Linked DNA regions of Mus musculus: region 2 is linked to region 1. Evidence: chromatin contacts called from ENCODE POLR2A ChIA-PET data. All regions are on one chromosome and are shown on one strand. The core of a region is the stretch at or near the end of the contact, and the rest is flanking DNA. Distances in the headings are between cores, read along the strand shown.

Region 1 (3,153 bases), core at 74-2,573:
AAACCAAAACAAACAAACAAACAAAAAAGACCTTGTCTTATTAAAAAATAAAGACAAAATAATCCAAAGCATTCTTACCTGCTCAGCCAACAAGTTCCCAAAAGCTCATTCCCTCAGCTGTGCCCTCATGCTAGTACATAGGCTCCCTCCTAAAGCCTTTCTCAGTCATTTCTTTGCCCTTTAAACAGGCCAGTACCAAACAGAGATGAGGAGGAGATAGTCTGTAAAGTGTGCTGTGTGTGTAGGGGGTAGTCTGCAAAGTGTGCTGTGTACACGTGTACAAAGTCTAAAAGGCAGACCCGGGTTAGAAAACCTCTATGCTAACTCATGTAACAGCAGTGTGTCAGTTTGAGCATGACAAATGGTTCCCTGTGCTGGACTGATCTTTTCCCAAGGGATAATATCCTCACTCTTATATGCCTTACAAAATGGTACTCGACATTCTAAAGTGCCAATATAAGAGCATTTTGAAAGCATAAAGTTCTGTATCCACCTGAAATAGAAGTCAATTATATGGCTAGTGAGATTGCAGGACTGGGAAGCACGGTGGGTCTAAGAAGAGGTATCTTTCTTGATAAATTCTCTCCCAAAAAGCCCAAACATCCTCCACTCCTCAAACCACAAACTTACCAACACTTCATCTTGGACGTCTCTGGGAAAAAATAATTCCCCTGCTCTGGGCTTTACTCATTCGTGGTGGTTGTGTTTACCATACACCAGGTTTATTAGCTTACTGTCTGGTAGTAATTGAACCTAAAAGACACAGTTGGGTCCTCGCGGGCTTTCATGGGTCAGCTGATCCTCCTTTTACCAGGTAGGGGAACAGAGACCCAGGAGTGGTGAGGAAAGCCGCGCTCAAACTTGGGCTCCCTCCAAGCCACATCAGAAACACAGGACTCAGAAGAGCTCGCGGTCCGAGCGTCCTCCGGGCCTCCCCGCCGCTGCACGCGTGTTTACCGCAGGCCTCGCGGGGCGCTCACGTCCGCCCGGCAGTAGGTCGAGAGTGGAGACTCCCGGGGCTCCGCCAGCCGGAGTCTGCGGGTCCGAGGCGGCCGCTCTCCCACGGCGCCTCCGCTCCATCCCGCTCGCCACGCCTCGGGCCCGCCCCCACCGCCGCGCCTCCCGGTTATCCGCTCGCGCCTCCGCCGGGTGCCGGGTCGGAAACAAAGGCGGGGGGCGGGGAGCGCACGGCGGCGGCGCCGCGGTCCGCCCTTCATTCGGAGCCCGCGACGTCAGCGGCGGTGGCCGGGGCCGGTGCGGCGGGGGCGGGCATGGGCGACGGGGGCGGCGGGGGCAGCGGGGGCCCGGCCTGCGGCTAGCACGAGCCGCCGAGCGAGCAGCGGGCGCGGCCGCCCGATCCCGCCATGAAGAAGAGCGGCTCCGGCAAGCGGGTGAGTGCGCGGCGCGCGGACAATGGGGCTGGGGCTGGCGGGGGGGGCGGGGAGGGCGCAGAGACCAGTCTGAGCCGCCGCTCCTCGTCTCGCCCCGGGCAGGGGCCTCCGGATGGAAACCATCAGTCTGCGGCGCCCGAGAAGGTCGGCTGGGTCCGGAAATTCTGCGGGAAAGGGATTTTCAGGGAGATTTGGAAAAACCGCTATGTGGTGCTGAAAGGCGACCAGCTCTACGTCTCCGAGAAGGAGGTAGGCGCCCGCCCTTGCGCGAGCCGTCGGGACCCTGTCCCCACGGCGGCTAGTTCTCCGGCTTGCCCCGCCTCCATCTCTGCAAGTTCAGGGGTCGCAAAAGTCCTGTGTCTGCAGAAAAAAGTCACCCCCGAGTGAGAGAACCTGAGTGGGGTTTAGGAGTTTACTTATTTGATGTGCCTTTGCGGACACCTTTCTCAGAAGTTCTGACATCCGCCGCCTCTCCCTCTATTCTGGCCCCCTAAAATACGGTTGGGGGTTTTGGTGGGGTTTGTTTTTGTTACACACTGGTATTCGTATCCCTCGATCCTTCCTGTCTTCCCCACCCCAGCCCACCACTCTCTCCGTTCCTGCGGGGGTTGGGAGGGAGGAGGGCATATGTAGGTCCCCTGAGTAGCACAGTCTCCCTAAATCATAGAAAACACAACTTGGAGGCAGTCTCTGGGACCAGGGGTAGAGCAGCGGTGAATGCCGGATTCTTGTAGGAGCTAGCATCCTGAACCAGGCTTGTTCCTCACCGTCCACTCCACTTAAAGGGTAAAAAGAAAAAAGAAAAAAAAAATTCAAGGAACTCATATTCTGCCCATCTTTATTTGTAGACAGGGGGAATGGAGTTAGGACTGTGAGCGCCTGTGTGTGTGTCTCCATGGCTTTGGCTCTGTAGTTTTACAGGAAACCACAGCCCGGCACATGGGGTCAGAATATAAAGCCAGGTCGTGGAATCCAGATCCCTTCCCCCTTTGTGAAGCCCCAACTCTTGACTCAATAACAAGAATGCTGAGAAACTGAACTTGCTTCCCTGTGACTGTCTGATCATGGTGGCCTGTTCCTGTCCCTTTCAGACTGGCCCTTCCTCCCTTGCCTGCCCTCACCCAAAACCAACCGAGTGGGAAGCCCTCCCTTAGCTCTAACCTGTTCTGCTTTTGTCACTAGACACTTGTTTTCTGCCCTTGTATTTGGGTAAATAAAGCCTTTTATGGTGTCGAAGCAGATACACTTGCAGCTGGAGAGCTGTACTCATCTCAAAGCAGTCTACTGAGACAAGCAGAGAACTAGTGTTGAGCCCCCAGGCCCCTCTTGAAGGGGCCAAAACATAACGGTTGGAGAGGCCTCAGAGCAAGCTAAGGGAAGCCTTGACCGAGTGTGCTCTCGAGGGCCACTGCTACCTGCTCTCGAATCCTACAGAGAGCTCCCCCAACGATTCTCTTGCTTTCTATTTTTGTTTATTTTAAAAGCAGCAGTGGGTGTCACCTCATATCTCCTGTCTTCCCCGAACTTCATAATGCCAGGAAATGTAGTTAGCAATCAGGAAGGGCTTCCTACAGGTCCGAGGGGAAACCAGAGGACAGTGAAGGGCTACAGAAACAAAACAAGGCCTTTTCCCCTTCTTATGTTTGTCTAAAAGGCAGAACCTGGTGTGAGAGGGAGAGATGCAGAGCAGAGAGAAGATAGGATGACCTCAGCCTAGAGTGTCCGCTGTCCTCTGACTCAGGAGCATCTGACTAGACCTGGG
Region 2 (3,234 bases), core at 66-2,565, 170 kb before region 1:
CCATCTCAACGCCCCACCCCCCAACTGCTGGGACACCGCACCAAGCTTTTCTATTACACTAATCACCTCACCTGCTTTCGCTGCCATCCACAAGGCTGGAAGGTTACCCTAAAGTTAGTGCAGATCAGAGTTCCAGGCAGGTCTAGTCCTGGCCCTTTCCTTCGTCCTGGTGCCCATGCTAGGATATGCTCCCCTAAAAGGGAGAAAGAGAAGCAAAGGTCTAACTATCCCCAATGCTGCCCCACACTTCTATGTGGCTACTCGTCTATCCTTAGATGTAAAATTGAAGGAAAAGAATAGACTTTTTTTTTTAACTTCTAAAACCCTGCATAGAACGTGGCACATATACACTCACTGGTCTTTGGATAGTTAATAAGAAAAGTGGTAGCCGGGGTGAGAAAGCAGAATGAACAATGTCCAGGCCTTCCACAAGCTCTGAGGAAGGAGGCAGGAGAATGAGTCTCAGAAACACTTCGAGGAAAGGAATAGGGAGTATCTTTGGTGAAAACAAAAAAGGATGGGGTAGGAAGACTTTTAAAGGAATCTAGAGAGGTCATTTTATTACCTGGGAGACAACCAGAGGCCAGGCAGCTGCCAAGCTGATGACTGCTGGGCTCCGGCATCCTGTTCCCTGGGTTAGACTTCGGTCCAGAGAGCTGAGCAGGGGAGAGAGTTAATCTGGGACCCCCTAAACTCAGAATCTGGGATTTCTCCAGTAGCTGCCTTTGGAGACCCGCATTGAGTTCATTTGTTCGGGTTCTTCCCCCCCCCCCCCCCCCCCTTCTCTGCTCTGCTCTCCTCTCCTCTCAGGGAAATTGAGATCACTGACTGCGGCTGGCAGACAAGACAAGGAGGGGCTGGTTAATGGATAATGAGACAACTCGAGACTGAAAAAGGCAGACGAGCTCCATAACAGTTGATAAAACAGATACACCCTCCTCCTCTGAATCCTTTCCTTCCCCTTTAATTTCCACAGCATCCCATTCACACTCTCTTGTTAGCTACCCTCCCATTCCTTTTCCTTACCCCCATCTCTGGCTCCTCCTTCTGGGGGGCAATGTTGAAACTCTGGCCCCGGCCCCCCCACCACATTTCCCTGGCTCCATCCGGGAGTAGAGCAGCTAAGGGTGGGAGTCCTCAAAGATGCTGGCTCTTTTTGGGGAGAGGCTAAATCCTAGAGGTGGGGAGAAAGAGGCTGGGGAGGACGCAGCGGTAGCGGCATTTCGGATACCAGGAGCACAGTTCCAGGGGTCTTATTTGAAAGGTGTGTCCTGCCCAGACAGGGGAGGCTCTTTGGAAACTTCGGTGACTCTAAGAGAACAGGCAAGATGCCCAGCCCCTTAAAGGAGAATACGCAATTTTTTTTTTCAAAGTAGAAAGGAAATGGAGGAGCTTAAGAAAGATGGGAGGAATGGGGGAACTGGGGATACCCAGATTCCCTTAACCCACATCCACATTTTAGTCTCTTTCTGTTCGTGAATATTAGTGGGTGTGACGAGGGGAGCAGTAGTTAAATGAAAACATTTTGGGCTAGCTCTCTATACTTTTTCAATGAGAGATGAAACACTAGGAAACTCAGTTATTTTGGTTTCGTTTATTCATGGGTTTTGTGATTTTGTTCATTTTCAGCCTCCTCTGACAACCTAACGGGTTGAGAAGGGGACATAAAGGGAACTGAACCTTGTGTCCTTTTCTGGAGAGCGTGACAGGCCCAGGGGCAGAATGGAGTGGACGGAAATTGGTGTGTCTGGGATGCAGACACAGCACAGGTATTTTGGTGTGCAAATCTCGGCAGTGGGGCGGGAGCTAGAAAACCCAGAAAAAGATCGTGGTATATCTAAACCAGCCTTTGCGCCCGGCGAGCGCACCTCCCCACTCCCGCAGCCACCTATTCCTATGGAAAGCCCAGCCCCAGGTACATGACTCCGCCCCTCCAACCCAGTCACCAGATCTCCTAATGAATGATTCATGTTCTGGACTTTGAAAGCTAAGGACTGGAAAACTCTTTTCAGCTCCAGGATCACATTTCCCCCTCCTTCCCTGCTGAATTTAAAAAGCAAAGATGGGGCTGTAGGGCACTGAACAGAGATGCTAAGGAGGGCAGCTTGAGGGCAGCATGTTTCAACACGGAGAAGACAGGAAATGAAATACAAAATAGGTGTTAATGAGCTGCTGTTTTATTGTTTTTGAGTCTGTACAGAGGCAGCAATCCTTAGGTGGGGGCCGTGACATTCAACACTCCCTTCCCCACAGCACACATCCTTCCAGCCTCAGCTTCCAAAGTTCTCTTTGTTGGCTGCAACTGTGGAAATAGTGAACTAGCATGAGCAGAGACTGGAACAAACAGGTATGTACTTGCTAGCAAGCTGGTCTAGACGCCTGATTGTAGAAGTCCTAAAGACTGCTGGTCACCACCACCCCACCACACACCTCAATGCTTCTGGAATAAAGTATGTAGTAAGGAACAGCTTAGGAACAGGTGTGCCAAAATCCCATGACCTACTTTTCTTCTCCCCACCACTTTCCTCCGAAAGCCTCATTCTGTTCTTTAATATCTTGAGGTATGGGAACAGCAGAATATAGAGGGAATGGTCAGGACGGAGAGAAGTGATGTGATCATCGCCTAACCAGAAGCACAAAGGGGCTGCAGTTGAGGATTAGGTTAACAGGAAGACTCTCACCACCTGCAGCACAAATGCAGATAGATGTCCACTGGATGGAAAGGGGATAGAGAGGCAAGGAGCTGTGTCAGATTTTTCCATTTTCAGACCCTCGCTCTGGTTATAGGTTTGTGCCAGGAGCAAGGGCTGCTGGGAGGGGTAGCTGGAGGAGGAAGGTGGAGCTGAGTGACTCACAGGATGAATCACAGATCCAGTTATAAACACAGAAAGAGGCCAAGGTCCTTCCCACCCCACTGCTTAGACAGCTTCTATCACTTCCTCTACCCCCAACTCACACAGCCAAGGGAAGGAGAGGGCACAGGAATTGTACATGGAAGCATGATAGTATTTTGTTAAACAGCTTAAGCACAGGAGGCAATACACAATAACTTGTGACTGGGTATCCACAAGATATTCAGACACGAGTGCCTGTGTGACTCATTGAGCCTGCAGTCCACACAGGTTGAGGGCAAGAAGAAAATATTAGAATCCAGGGTATGTATGTTTCCAGAGCAGATAATGGCTTCTAATTCTGTCCTCTTGCCTATGGCTATGTGGCTGGGTACTGCCTCTT

What was found. ChIA-PET counts read pairs that join two places held with the same protein, here RNA polymerase II (POLR2A).
Region 2: POLR2A ChIA-PET joins it to region 1 with 13 read pairs in Patski. The contact joins the promoter of Mtmr11 here to the promoter of Plekho1 in region 1. POLR2A ChIA-PET finds 5 or more read pairs at or near these places in 2 of 5 experiments (Patski and embryonic stem cell).

The regions. Positions count from the first base shown.
Region 1 is chr3:95,994,009-95,997,161 of GRCm38, reverse strand. Plekho1 (pleckstrin homology domain containing, family O member 1) reads left to right here and starts at 1,323. Exons shown (of 6, transcript NM_023320.2): 1 at 1,323-1,391; 2 at 1,494-1,640. The coding sequence starts at 1,365.
Region 2 is chr3:96,160,051-96,163,284 of GRCm38, reverse strand. It overlaps Mtmr11 (myotubularin related protein 11), which reads right to left and starts at 1,315. Exons shown (of 17, transcript NM_181409.3): 1 at 1,027-1,315; 2 at 566-656; 3 at 72-193. The coding sequence starts at 1,092. Otud7b (OTU domain containing 7B) reads right to left here. Exons shown (of 12, transcript NM_001025614.1): 12 at 2,156-3,234.